Regions from separate parts of the Homo sapiens genome. Here region 2 is linked to region 1. Evidence: read pairs that join two places in POLR2A ChIA-PET (ENCODE). Cell type or tissue: MCF 10A. All regions are shown on one strand.

Region 1 (8,000 bases):
ACCTTATTCATTCCATGGTTTTTAACCCATCCAAGCTTCAGTTTTATTCTGGTAAAGCACGGTTAAAAATTTTTTTACAGGATCTTGGTAAACTCAAATGAAGTACTATGCATAAAGCAATTAATGTAGTGACAATAAAATCAGTATAATATTCCAAATTAAATTTTATTCGTTTTTTTTTTTTTTTTTTTTTTGAGACAAGGTCTCACTCTGTCACCCAGGTTAGAATGTAGTGGTAAGATTGCAGCTCACTACATTTACCTTAACCTCCCAGGCTCTGGTGATCCTCCCGCCTCATCCTCCTGAGTAGCTGGGACCACAGCCACACACCACCACACCAGGCCAATTTTTGTATTTTCTTGTAGAGAAGGGGTTTTGCCATGTTGCCCAGGCTGGTCTCAAACTCCTGGGCTCAAGTGATCCTCCCGCTTTGGCCTATCAAAGTGCTGGGATTACAGATGTGAACCCCCGTGTCTGGCCCTTATTTGGGTCATTTGATTTTACTTGGGATAATATTTGACACACCTTGGTTACTGAGTTAATAACAACACACAACAATATCCTATGAGTGTCACTCTATGCTGGGCCCATGGCTCAGTGATTAACATGGACATTTTTCATTATGCCTCACTAATCATTTCTAAGATAGATATTTAATACCAAACCCATGTAAAAATAAGAAAACTGAAGTTTAGAGATTAAGTATTTTGGCCAAGGGTACAATGGCAGAGTTGTACGTGGATCCAGTTCTCTCTGTTGCCAAAACCTAAATGAGCCCTTCACCACTAGATATCAGTCTTAAGTGCTAATAATTCTTTGATTACTTAAGTTTTTCTTCTTTATTATCTGTGCCCCGTTTAACATCAATTCATTGTGTAGCAAAGCTGCCTACTTTATATGCTAAATCTTTGGTCGTTTATCATCAAAAGCTTAATGTCAGATGAAACTTCTTATATGTAATTTTGAGGATTTTAAGCCAAGTAAAGTAAAATCTTATTAAATAAAAAAATTGATGTAACAAATAGTTAACATTTAATAACAAAATTATTTCTTTACATAATTTCATTTAATCCTCAGAAAATTTCCTTGACTATATCTTATATTTCTCCATTTTAAACATAAGACTCGGAATCAGAGGATATGTGACTTTCACAGTGCCACACATCTCAGATGAGCCAGACGTATATTTTAATCCCAATGTCCATACATTTTGTCAAGAATACCTGTAGTGATATATTCTCCTTTATCCACTGGGACATATCAATTCTGCTGAAAATAATGCTCAACAAAGGAGAAGATTGACATGGGATTGGAGACATCTCTTCTTGAAGCAAAAGAGTTGCTTCATCTAGTGCTATGTGTCAAACAGAGCAAGGAATATGGATGACAGCTAAATTTGATCACGTTTAGAGGAATTTAAAGGAGTTTCGCTTTAGAGATATTAATTCTTGGCAAAGAAACCAGCATATTGTGTGCTCTTGCATATGGTTATCATTAGTAAGGCCAAGTTCTGGCCAGGTTTTTAATGGGTTTAGCTTCCTTATTACTCCTCATTTACTTGACCTATATCCTAATGATGACATGGATTCTGATTTGAAATATAGCCAATTGAGCCAAGCATTTGCCACTACTGAAAAATTCAGCATCCTAATTGAATTGGCCTTAGTGTCTACCAGTTAAGTGTCAGGTATGTGGTGACTAATGACATAAAAGTCACTTTTAAAATATTTTTTACAAACCAGGTATACCTTTTGAGAGCTCACTCTGAACACAAGGACATAATATAAAATAGACATAGAAAATAATACTTTTTGTCATAAATGCAGCCAAATTGGTATATTTTTCATAATTCCTTAAGTCATCAAGGCTATAGAGTGTTAGTAAAATATTTCATATTCTGGTCCATATAAAAGGAGTCTATCATACAAAAATTGATATTAGTATACAAAATGATTTGTCTTTTTAATAATTTGATTTTAGACAGCTTATAAAGATGGATAGTGGATAAAATGACTTTCCATAAGGAAGATACAGAATCTTGTTCCTCATTACAGCAAAGTAGCTTATTATTATAACATAATAACCTCTGAATAAAGTATTTTTAAAAGCATATATTTGCAGGCTCAGAAAAGCAAACAAAACAGATAGAAATTGGAGAAAATCCATGTTTTGAAACAGGAAGCACATTGGTAAAATTCATGTTTTTATAGGCTTTCTTTTGAGGGCACGCCACTGTCCGACGTTTCACAAGGAATAGAACTCAAGCTAAAAACAAAGGTCTCCCTGGGATGATGATTCAGAAGTCAGAATTAGAGACTGTGTGTCTGAGAAATTGAGTGAAGAAGTTCAGGAGCCCCAAATTTGCATAAAATTCCCCTCCTATCACTGGTTGACACTTAACTGTGCATGTATATGACAAGAACCTAAGTGGCCGATGTGAATCATGAAGAAGTTTGAAAGGAATGAAGAGAGATTCCGAAAGTTTCCCATTTTAGGGGAAATAACCTTGAAAGCTCAACTCTGCCAAGTTAGAGAGTAGTAAACAATTCAGGATTTCCATTAAAACCTGAGAAGGACCAGGCTTTGGAAATAAGGATCACATCTTAGTAAGGGAAAAAGTAAAATAGACATACCATAAGAAAAGCCTAAACTCAAACCTCCACAAGTCCATAGTAATCAATATAAATTTAACTCCCTACCAAAACCAAACCATTCTTTAGAAGAGGATAACACAATCCCAACTCACTAGGATGTATCTCTCCAATGTCCAAGATTGGATAAAAGTAAATATACATGAGAAGTAGTGAGAAAATATGACTCAAAAGAAAACATAATAAATGGAAAGAGACTCTCAGATATCCCATATTTTGGAATTAACAGGAATGGACTTGAGGTGTGCAATATTTTTTTAATTATATAAAAACCCATGTAATATCTATATTAAAAATTATCTCAATGCCATAATTATGAATGGAGAAATTAGAAGAAAGCACCAATGAATCTGAAAACAGGTCAGTAGAAATTATCCAAATTGAAGCACAGGAAAAAATTTAAAAATACCAACTGGTCTAATATAAATGTAACTGAAGTTCCTAAGAGAGAAAAGAGTTAATAGGGCAGAAAATATGTGTAGAAATATTAGCTAAAATGTTTAATGTTAAAAAAAACAAATGCATATTCAGGAAGCAAAGTAATACCCAAGCAGGATGAATATTTTTTTTAAACTGCATTTAAATATATCATAGTCAAACTGTAGAAAACCAAAGGTAAAGAGAAAATCTTAAAAACATCCAGAGAGAAAGATATACTGCATTCAAGAGGACAATAATAAGCACGATGATGGCTGTTGTCTCATTAACAGCAATGAAGGCAGAATAAAACAAAATATTTAAAGTGCTGAAAAAAAACCTGTCAACATATAATTCTATATTTACCAAAAATATCACTTAAAATTAAAGATAAAATTGAGACTTTTTAGATAAACAAAAGCCAATAATTTGTTGCTGGCAGCCATACCCACTCTACAAAAAAATTCTGAAGGAATTTCTTCAAGAAGAAGGTAAATGGTAGCAGGTGGAAATTCAGATGTATATAAAAAAATGAAGAGCACTGAAAATGGTAAATATGTGGGGAAATAAGAAACATTATTTTATTTCCTTTATTGAGTTACCTACAATCAAGTTTTAAGATAGAAAACAAAAATGTCAGTTGATTGCTTAAGCAAAAATAACAATATATCATGGGGCTCATAGCATTTGCAGAAATAAAATGTATCATAAAAATAGCATAAAGGATGTTGTAAATGTCTTACATTATACATGTGCTACATTAATTAAAGGTAGATTGTGATGAATTAAGGATGGTTATTACAGTCCCTAGAGAAAACCTAACTATATGCTATACCCAAGAGATGAAACAAATATAAAGATATAGACCTGTTAAAATAAAAGAAGGAAAAAGAAATGCCAACAACACTAAACATAAAAACATTGGTATTACCATTATATTATCCAAGCAAACTTCAGGACAATGAGTATTACCAGAGACAAAGAGGAATATGCTATAATATTAAAAGGGTCAACTTGGCCAGGCACAGTGGCTCATGCCTGTAATCCCAGCACTATGGGAGGCCGAGACGGGCAGATCATGAGGTCAAGACATGGAGACCATCCTGGCCAACATGGTGAAACCCCATCTCTACTAAAAATTTAAAAATTAGCTGGGTGTGGTGGCACGCAACTATAGTCCCAGCTACTCGGGAGGCTAAGGTAGGAGAATCACTTCAACCCAGGATGCAGAGGTTGCAGTGAGCCAAGACAACACCACTGCACTCCAGCCTGGCAACAAAGTCAGACTCCGTCTCAAAAAAAAAAAAAAAAAAGAAAGAAAAAAAAGTGTCAACTTATCAAGTATGTGTAAAAATCCTTGGGCCAGGCACAGTGGCTCAAGCCTGTAGTCCCAGCTACTCAGAATGCTAATGTGGGAGGATCACTTAAGCCCAGGATGTTGAGGCTGCAGTGAGCTATAGTGAGACCCTGTCTCAAAAAAAAAAAAAAAAAAAAAAAAAAGAAAGAAAGAAAGAAAGAAAGAAAGAAACAAAGAAAGAAAGAAAAGAAAATCCTCCATGTATTTTCCATGTATCCTCTGCACATAATCTCATGTGCAGAGCTTAAAAGACATGAAGAAAAACTTGATAGAATTTAAAGGAACATGAAGAAAAACTTGACAGAATTACAGGGAGAAATAAATAAATGCCCAATTGTAACTGGAGATTTTATCACTTCCTTCTCAATAACAGAAAAATAAGACAAAGACTCGAACAACACTATCAAATTGACTTAATCAACATTGCAGAAGACTGCATTCAATAACTGCAGAATATATGTTAATAATGTACCTGCCATGTTCATGAAGAAATGCCATATGCTAAACTATAAGGAGAATAGTTACTGAAATACTTTTTCATTGTGATCATTAGCAGAGTCAGCAGATTTTCTTTATTTTTCTGAACATCTTCAACTTCTCAATGAATAGATAAATATAATAAATGCAAAGTGAATACCTTTATTATTCCCACCAAATATACCTGAAATCTCTTTTTTTTTTCTTTTGCCTTATTTAGGAGAGTGGACAAAATGAATTCAATATTCATGGAGTTTATGTGTCTGTGATTGGCAGGGAAAAATATTTACTTTCAGTTATGCTACCATGTGATAAAGGGAAAAAGACCACGGCAAGTTCTAGGAATCAGAGAAAGTAAAATACTGGCATAATACAAAAAAGTAATGGCATATTAGTGAGAAATGGGTAAGTTACATTAATATAACCTATAATGGGTATATATTGCATATATATACCCTGCATATACTGACTGAGCTTGGAAATTTTCACTTAAATAACATTTCATTCCAAATTTTTACATAAAAAAATAAGTTGATATCTTTCAAAGAAATACATAAAGAATGCAGAGCTGAGGTTCAAATTCTTAGAAAATGCATTAAAAACTCTTACTATGAATTTCAGTCATTTCCTGATGCCATTTATTTTTTTTTTCCCACAACAGTTTTGGGAGAAAAACAGGCATTCACCATGTGCTGAAGCTATTAATGCTGTCAGGTAGCAAGCAAATAAGAAATTACCTAATGACTCAAGATTTTTCTTCATAAAATTGCTCATAAAATTTCTATAGCTTTGTCCACATAATAAAATGGGAGCATAAACTTGAGGAAATTGAGCCATATAAATCATATGGAAAAAAAAATTGAGGGAAAAGACAAAGAAACTGGCAGATCGGTAGATTTAAAACTCAGGAGAAAACTATGGTGAGAGTGAAAATAGTATACAATGGCTCGTGAGACTAGCAATTCTTATGGTTATTAAACCAGAAAGAGAGAAAAAGATAAGCAAGGAGAGAAGAATATCCAAGTGTCATAAATATAAGGAACAAAAAGTTTATATAAAATTACTTAATGGGAGTGACTTTAGCAAGGTGGTGGAATAGGAGATCCCCTGCTTACATCACCCAAGAGCAACAAGATTTGACAACAATTCATAGACAAAATTGCCTTTGTGGGAGCTTTGGGACCACTTAGATGGTTGAAAAACATTGGTGAAGCCCAAGAGCCCAAGACAGAGGAAGGCCATTTTGAGAGGGAAGGCCTGCACCCAGGTGTCACACTCAGCAACTGTGGTTCTGGTTCCAAATCTGAAAACAGCTTTGTACCACTGTAAACTCAGCTACAGCCCCATTAGGCCTTGGTCCTGCTATTAGAAGTATCTGCCAAGCGACTTAAAAAGAATCACATGCCTTGGGTGGCAGGACCACAAACTTCACTGGCTATGAATGCTGAAGCAGCCCGTGTAAGCTGTAGGCTAAGAGCAGTCCTGTTTATGAGTTCTGCCAGGAGAAACACTTGCTTGTGCCCCCCAGAACCAGGCATGCTGATCTTCGTCACACAGGAGATTCTGAAATGACCTTGTAACTTAGTTGTAGCCCTTTTCAGTTGCATTCTGAGAGAAGTGTTGCCTGCGCAGGGACCAAGAAGGAGACATGCCCAAACATGCCCCCAAAGGCAAATTCACTGACTTCAAACCCAGTGCTGATCTTGAAGTAGCCCTGCAACCCAACTCCATTCTCTCCCAGATGCAGTCCATAGGCAGTCCTCCCCCGTCTGGAATCAGGCAGGGGAGGATGCTCATTTGTAGCCCCAGATGCAAGCCTAAAGATTTTTATCTTGGCTGTAGATCCTGAAGCAGCCCTATACTTTAGCTGCAGCCCCTCTGAGTCTCAGTCCAGCACCAGTCTTACTTGACCAGGGACCCACCTAGTGGCAGAACAGCTGTCCTCCCAGGGACCTGGAGGGAGACACTCTTATCTACACATCTAGTAAAAGCCCCCAAAATAGCAGACTCCACTGTGAACCCAAAAGCAGCCACATGACTGACCTCCAATCACACTTGACTGTGATCCTGAAGGCTATTTCATCAGTATGGAGACTGAAGAGAAGAAAGTCTTTTGCTGTGAAATCAGTCTGTAGGGCCATTTCAGGATCTCCTAAGTGACAAAGATCAGCATGCTTGGTTCTGGGGGCAGTTGCTTGCCTTTTCAAATACACAGACACCAAATCAAGGCTTCCCAAAAAATGAATAACAAGGAAATTATGACACTACCCAAGGAAATCAGTAATGGACCATAAAGAAATGTATCTCTATGAATGCCTGATTAAAAAAAAATCCAAAATAATAATTCTGAAAAAAAGTTCAGTGAAATGCAAAAGAACACAGATAGGCAACTAAATGAAATCAGGAAAACAATACATGAACAAAGGAGAAGTTGAATAAAAAAACTGAACTCATTAAAAAAAACCCACAAATCTTGGAGCTGAGAAATATGATGACAGAACTGAAAAGTACAACAGAGAACTGCAGACTCAGTTATGCAGAAAAAAAGAGTCAGCAAACTTGAAGACAATTTATTTGAAATTAACCAGTTATAGGGTTAAAAAAAAGGAAAAAAAAGGGAAGAAAGAATGAGGGACCTATGAGCACCTTAAAGTAAATAAATATATGAATTATGGAATTCCCCAAAGGAGAAGAGAGAGAAGAGGCAAAGAACTTATTTAAAGAAATAATGGATAAAAACTTTCCAAAATGTAGGAGGGATATGGACATTCTGATTTACTGAGCTTCAAGGATCCTAAGAAAGATCAACTTAAAAAGTCACACTGTGGCCGGGCGCAGTGGCTCACGCCTGTAGCCCAGCACTTTGGGAGACTGAGGCAGGCGGATCACAAGGTCAGGAGATCGAGACCATCCTGGCTAACACTGTGAAACTCTATCTCTACTAAAAAAAATACAAAAAATTAGCCGAGTGTGGTGGCAGGCACCTGTAGTCCCAGCTACTAGGGAGGCTGAGGCAGGAGAATGGCATGAACCTGGGAGGCGGAGCTTGCAGTGAGCTGAGATCGTGCCACTGCACTCCAGCCTGGGCGACAGAGCAA
Region 2 (8,000 bases), 130 kb before region 1:
TTTTTATACTGCTTTTTTTACTCTTTTCAACTTGCTTATAACAAACAGAACAGGATCTGTTGTAGTGATGTGTTATGAAAGACTATAGCATTACAATGTATGAAATATATTCTCTGAGGAATTCAGCCAATATAATTTAACTTCCAGGGATCTAGTCAAGGTTTAGCTATATGTCAAGAGAAAATTAGGACATTTTTTAACTTGTGCATTAAAAATAAAAAATAAATTCCAAAATAAAGTTATAAAATTATCTAAATACTTATACTAAAAATTCATAGTTTCCAAAAAGAAAAAAAAATCTTTACGATTTAAAGTGTAACTTCAATTACAGAATACAATTCTAAATCTGAAGTTCTTAAATTAAAAGTGAGCTCTGTGCTAGCTAAGTGGTCCTAGCCTGTGCTCCTCTTGTCAGCTCTTTTGCCACCAAAAATATGTCGTAATCTTCTCTAAATATCATGATGTTCATCTTTTTGAAATGACCTCATATTATGATATTTTATATGGCTTAAGGAAGGCTGCTTTATATTCTTTCAAGGTCAAATGGCCAGGGATAAAGGTGGAAATCTATTATAAAAATTGTAAAGCATGAGTACTGCTTTTTGCCCAGACGGAAAGTCAGCCCTTCTTCATATGGAAATAGGCCACTGTGGTGCAGCCAGAGAAAGTAAGAGTTTTTTAAAGAATATGGTCAAGTAAATTTCGATTCTTAAGCAACCACACAATAGGTTAACACAACATGTGTTAGATCAGGGAAGGACATTGGGTCCATAAATTTGCCCTGTGCAAACATGTAACAATCTCGGTACGTTTCCCTATTTTACTTGGCTCCCAAGTTGTCTTTGGGAATCATCTTCTTCTATTTAGAATAGCAAAAACAATTCATTTGATCTATTCTTTCCTTATGTTCACCTGTATGTTTTATTGGGCGCATAGAAGCACTAAGGCACATCAATCCCCAATGAGTATCATTATATCAGTGTGCTCTGTTTCAAACTATTACAAAAGGATGCTTCCTTTTGACTGTGTTATAATATCCCTAATATTTTTACTTATGTTACTTACTAGTGACCAACTAGAAATAATTGCATTTCTATAAAAAACATATATAAGACCATTTATTTTCTTGGTGTTTGTGATTTAAGTATTCAGCTTCTGAGCAAATTTAGAAAAGACACTATGTAATAAGGAATGATATGAAGATTTTAGCCTTTTTAGCTATCTAGTTTTTAAAATCTAGTAACTCAATGAAACTTAACTGATCCCAAAGTTTACATACCCAATAAAACATAGAGAAATGTTTCCTAAATGAAGTCCTTCTAGTAATAAAATTTTTCCAACTTTTGTTAAGAGAACAAATATAAGTTTTTTAGTTTTCTCCTGTCCAATTTTAAGAGTTGTCTTTTTTGGTAGTATCTTCTCTATTTGTGTGTGTGTGTGTGTGTGTGTGTGTGTGTGTGTGTGTGTGTGTTTTCTTTTCTAAACAAACAGTACCATCATTTTGCAGTGACCAAGTTTGCTGTATATGGTTTCCTGAGAATCAAATTACCATGTGTCCAGTGAAACCTGGTGAGTTTGTACATTAACTTTCCCTTAAATGGGCTTTCAAAATAAGTATACATGATGATAATATGTGTAGTTATGATAATGTAGGATTCCTTTTGATTCTAACAAACCCCGTCCTTCTGTGTGTAATGTATATACAATTGTTATCACAAGCTAATGTCCTGATAGGGGAGGGTATTTAGGACATTAGCCCTGGAAGAGTCAGAAGCCAACTATAGAACCTAAACCTCCCTGTGATGGCCTGCAGTAGCATGACCTTAGAAAGCTCCACACATGGTTTACCAGACAAAAAAGATGCATATTTGTGTTCTTACTCATAAGTGGGAGTTGAACAATGAGAACATATGGGCACAGGGAGGAGAACATCACACAGTGGGGCCTGTTGGTGGGTAGGGTCAAGGGAAGGGATAGCATTAGGAGAAATACCTGATTTAGATGACAGGTTGATGGGTGGAGCAAACCACCCTGGTACACGTATACCTACGTAACAAACCTGCACGTTCTGCACATGTATCCCAGAACTTAAGTATAATTTTTTTTAAAAAGAAAAGCTTGTTTTAACTCAAAACTTCTTGTTGAACAAGACACCTTCTCTCAGGTTTTGAACTAAAAGACAAGACCTAAATAAATGGAGAAATATACCATTTTTACAGATTGGAGAATATAGTAATGTTAATATGTGCATCATTTGCAATGTGCTCTATGTGTTTAAGTGCAATTCCAATCACTATCCCATACATAAATTTTTGTGTATGAATTGAAAAGCTGATTCTAAAATGTATGTGGAAATGCAAAGGATCTAGAATAGCAAAGTTAATTTTGAAAAAGAAATGTGGAGAAGTTAGACTAACTGATATCAAGATTAATTATGACTTGATAGTAATCAAGACAATGTCCTATTAGCACTAAAATAAGTATATAAATGGAACAGAATGAAAGGTCCAGAAAGAGACCCATAAACATTTTGTCGTTTTTTTAACATAAATGACAAGAACAACAAAGGATAGAATTTCAACCTCAATTGTTACTTCATATCATACTCAATAATTAACTCAAAATAGTTTACAGGTAGAAAACAGGAAAGAATAAACCACAACATTCTAGGATACAATATTGTTGACTTATTTTGTTAAGAATAACAGGAATAGATGGGGATGGACAAGTCTTCCCTGTCATGACACAAAATCCCCAACCGTAAAATTAAAAATATAATAAATTAGACTTGAAAAATACCAAGTGCTGCTGATACATGGAGAATATAAGACATTATTACATTGGTATTAGGTGTGTAAAATAGTACAGTTTTATACTGTCTAATAAAGTTAAATGTACTTTTACTGTGGGATTCAGAACATTTACTCTTGAGTATGCATCCAAGAAAAATAAAGACAGGTGTCCACAAAAAGGCTTGCATGTAAACGTTCATGACAGCTTTGTTGTTAATAGCCAAACTCTCTAAATATCTACTAACCAATGAAAATGTAAACAAACTGTAGTATAGTAACACAATAGAATTGCACAAGTAAATGAACTACTGATTATGCAATAACATGGATGCATTTCAAAAACTACTGAGTGTAGAAAGCCAGGCACAAAATAGTATATTTTGTGCTTTATTTATAAAAAATTATTAAGTATGCACAACTAATCTCCAGTGATAGAGACTATAGAGCATTGGTTAACAGAATCAAATACATATCCACAGAGAAAAATAAATCTTGATTGATATGTCATAATATAAACAAAACTGAATTCCTGATGAATTTTATACCCAAATATGGCAGATTCAAAAGCTTGAGTGTCTAGAAAATAACAGAACAGATCTATGGAGTAAAATAATTATTTAGCAGATTAGAAAAACTAAGAATAAAGGAAAATATTGAGCAAATGCCTTACACTGAAATTAAGAATATTTCATAAAAGTCACTTTTATTTTTAATTTTTTAATTTTTCTATTTTTAAATTTTTGGTACATAGTAGGTGTATATATTTATGAGACACACATGATATTTTGATACAGGCATACAATGTGAGATAATCACATCATGAAAAATTGGGTATCCATCCCCTCAAGCATTTATCCTTGGTGTTACAAACAATCCAATTATACTTTTAGTTATTTTTAAATGTGCAATTAAATTATTAATGACTATAGGTCCCCCTGTTGTGTTATGAATAATACTATGTCTTATTCTATTTTGTGTGTATGTGCACATTAACCATCCTCACCTGCCCTCAATCCACCCACTACCCTTCCTATCCTCTGGTAACCATCCTTCTATTCTTTATCTCCATGAGTTCAATTGTTTTAATTTTTTACATTCCACCAATAAGTGAGAACATACAATGTTTGTCGTCTTGTGCCTGGCTTATTTCACTTAACATAATTACCTCCAGTTCCATCCATGTTGTTGCAAATGGCAGGATCTCATTCTTTTTTATACCTGAATAGCACTCCATTGTACTTATGTACCACATTGTCTTTATCCATTCATCTGTTGATAGACACTTAGGATGCTTACAAATCTTAGCTATTGTGAATAATGCTGCAACAAACATGAGAGTGCAGGTATCTCTGTGATAAACTGATTTCCTTTCTTTTGGGTACATACCTAGGAGTGGAATTGCTGGATTGTATAATAGCTCTAGTTTTAGTTTTTTGAGGAATCTCCAAATTGTTCTCCATAGTGACTGTGTAGTTTACATTCTCACCAACAGTGTACAAGGGTTCCCTTTGCTCCACATCCTCACTGGCCTTTGTTATTACCTGAGTTTTGGATAAAAGCCACTTTAACTGGGGTGAGATATCTCATTGTAATTTTGATTTGCATTTCTCTGATGATCAATGATTTTGAGCACCTTTTCATGTGCCTGTTGCATTTCTCTGATGATCAGTGATTTTGAGCACATTTTCATGTGCCTGTTTGTCATTTGCATGTCTTCTTTTGAGAAATGTTTATTTAAACTTTTTGCCCACTTTAAAATCAGATTGTTAGATTTTTTCTTTTCCTGGAGAGTTGTTTGAGCTCTTAATATATTCTGGTTATCAATCCTTTGTCAGATGAGTAGTTTGTAACTATTTTCTCCAATTCTGGGGATTATCTCTTCACTTTGTGGATTATATCCTTTGCTGTGCAGAAGCTTTTCAAATTGATGTGTTCCATTTGTCCATTTGCTCTTTGGTTACCTGTGCTTGTGGGGTATTACTCAAGAAATTTTTGCCCAAACCAATGTTCTATGGAGCTTCTCCAATGCTTCCTTATAGTATTTTCATAGTTGGAGGTCTTTGATTTATGTCTTTAATAATCTTTAATCCATTTTTATTTAATTTGTGTATGTGGTAAGAGATAGGGGCCTAGTTTCATTATTTTACATATAGATATCCAGTTCTCCCAGCACCATCCATGAAGAAACTGTTTTCTCCACTGTATGTTCTTGGCACCTTTGTAAAAAATGAGTTCACTGTAGGTGTATGGATATATATATATATATATTTTTTGGAGTTCTCCATTCTGTTCCATTGGTCTATGTGTCTGTTTTTATGCCTGGACCATGCTGTTTTGGTCACTATAGCTCTGTGGTATAATTTGAAGTCAGGTAATGTGATTCTTCCAGTTTTGTTCTTTTTGCTCAGGATAGCTTTGGCTATTCTGGGTCTTTGATGGATCCATAAAAACTTTAGGATTTTTTTTCTATTTCTGTGAAGAATGTCATTGGTATTTTGATAGATATTGCATTGAATCTGTAGATTGCTTTGGGTAATATGGATATTTTAATAATATCAAATTTTACATTCCATGAACATGGACTATCATCTTTCCATTTTTTGGTGTCTTCTTCAATTTCTTGCATCAATGTTTTATAGTTTTTATTGTAGAGATCTTTCACTTCTTTGGTTAATTCCTAGATATTTGCAATGGGCACCACCCCATCACAGGGCACACACACACATACATACACTCTCACTAGGACCCCGGAGACACACCAGTTCATCTAATGTGCACAGCTTTGGGAAACTGGAGTGTCCAGAGAAAACCCAGGCAGATACGGAAAGAATTTGCTAACACACAGACAGTGGCCTCACCAGGAATGTTTTATTTTATTTTTTCCTCATCAATGTTATAAGAAAAAGCTGTTGACCAAAATGACATTTGGGGGCCTACTGTACAATGAAATATTAGGTCATTTTTTGCATTACTGTAAAGAAATACCTGAGGCTGGATAATCTACAAAGAAAAGAGGTTTAATTGGCTCACCGTTCTGCAGGTTTTACAAGAAGCATGGTGCCAGCATTTGCTTGGTTTCTGGGAAGGATCCAGGGAGCTTTTATTCATGATGAAAGGAAAAACAGAAGCGAAAGTGAAAGTGGGAATGAGAGAGGGAGAAAAGGCATCACCAACTTTTAAACACCTAGATCTCATGAGAACACACTCACTGTCACGAAGACAGAACCAACTCATGAGAATTCCTTCCCCATGTTTCAATCACCTCCCACTAGGCCCCACCTCCAACACTGGAGATCATGTTTCAACATGAGATTGAAGAGAAAATTATCCAAACTATATCAACTATGCATCAATAAAAATGAACTACTACTCACAATATAATGCATGAATATCACAGACACAGTGTTAAGAAAAATAAACCAGATACAGTAGAAAATAAGTCTCCCAAATTCCATTTACATGGAAGACAAAACCAAATTATGATTATAAAAGTCAGAAAGGAGGTTACTTTTGAGGGTGATGACTGGAGGAGAGCACAAAGAAGGGTTCTGTAGTGTAATTTGTTTTTATCACAGTGTAGGTTACTAGGATAAAATTATCTGTAAAAATTCTTTGAGTTGTACATTTAAGATTTGTGTACTTTATGCTAATACTTCAATGAAAATTTTTCCTTAAAATGTAGATCTTTGTACAGTTCTAGAGACATTTTAGCATTTAAGAAATTAATGTGGCCAGGTGCGGTGGCTCACACCTGTAATCCCAGCACTTTGGGAGGCTGCAGTGGGTGGATCACCTGAGGTCAGGAGTTCGAGACCAGGCTAGCCAACATGGTGAAACCCCATCTCTACTAAAAAATATATAAAAATTAGCCAGGCATGGTGGCGGCCACCTGTAGTCCCAGCTACTTGGGAGGCTGAGGCAGGGAGAATTGCTTGAACCCGGGAGGCAAAGGTTGCACATCACACCACTGCCCTTCATCCTGGGTGACAGAGTGAGACTCTCTCTTTGAAAAAAAAAAAAAAAAAAAAGAAAGAAAGAAATTAATGCAAGTTTAGCTAACTTTTATCCCAGGTTTTCCTTTTATCCCAATAAATCAGTCTTCTCCTGATAAAATTATCCCAATAAATTAGTCTTCTCTTGATAAAATCAATGTTTTAAGCAAAATTATTGTATTTTGCCACTTCTCATTATTAGTTACACAAATGTATTCCCTGCAGTTGCCTCATATTTTATGTTATGCTGTTCCACCATTTAGATATCTAACTGGAGTATTTTTCTTCCATAAGAATTTAGGTGAAAAGTATAGAACTGAAAAATTTAAAATAGTAGGTAAAACCACCACTTTATACATGTTTTACATATTTTCTTGGAATCCTATTATTGATGATGGTGTTGCTGAATGATATTTGAGTTCCTAAAAAAGTTTAGTTTTTTTGAAACTAAAAAGGCCAACAATGAGGCTAAAATTAAAAACAACAACAATAACAACAAAAAACATAATGTTTGCTAAATGTACAAATTTCCTACTTTAAAAAATAATCCCTACATAAGTTTTTGGTTTCCCTTGATTTACTTGGAATCAGTTTTAATAAAATAGTGACAGATCTGAGTTCATACTCTGTACATTTCATAATAAAGGGTTATATTGCTAAAATATGTGGCTTCCCAGAACATGATGTCCTTGTTCCTATGTAAAAGGCATTCTAGATGCTTTTAACTTTTACTCATTTATTTATATTTGTACAGCTACATCTACTCCAACTTGGCTTTAACTGCTGCAGGGCCAACCTTCTTTGACAAGAATTCTCTTCTTAGTTTCTGTCAAAAGATTATTTGCTTTTTCCAGTTAGTGTGTGATAAGGAAAAGTCAATTCATCATCCAAAATTATCTGATGTTATTTGCCACATCATGTTGCTATTGCTATTTATAGAATATATATAAATTGTTCCTCTTTCTTTTAACTGTGATCTAAAGATCCTGCCATCTAGTTCATTTAATTCAGCGTTTTTAAATGTGTCCATTTTTTATCCTAATTTACATAAGATTCGTGTTGCAGAAAAAGGATCCATTTTTCTTATCTCTGTTTTCTCTAGATGTGCTTGATATGTTCTGCAAGATAAATTATACCATTGTGGCCATTATGCTGCTTTGGCCTAGCTGTGCTGCCAGAAAACCATCCAAAAACAAATCATGGCAATATAAATCAT

The links. Peaks named below come from ENCODE experiments on the same cell type or tissue, not always from the same donor. Only the 100,000 strongest peaks of a DNase experiment are listed, where the experiment ranks them.
Region 2: POLR2A ChIA-PET joins it to region 1 with 5 read pairs; 2 of 35 experiments call an interaction of 5 or more read pairs at or near these places.

What each region holds. Positions count from the first base shown.
Region 1 is chr4:124,912,251-124,920,250 of GRCh38, reverse strand. No RefSeq gene overlaps it. Among named protein-coding and RNA genes, the nearest start is that of ANKRD50, 200 kb to the right of the region's middle. In MCF 10A, no CTCF peak of the experiment used is centred here; no DNase peak of the experiment used is centred here.
Region 2 is chr4:125,044,992-125,052,991 of GRCh38, reverse strand. No RefSeq gene overlaps it. Among named protein-coding and RNA genes, the nearest start is that of FAT4, 270 kb to the left of the region's middle. In MCF 10A, no CTCF peak of the experiment used is centred here; a DNase peak (open chromatin) is centred at 3,071.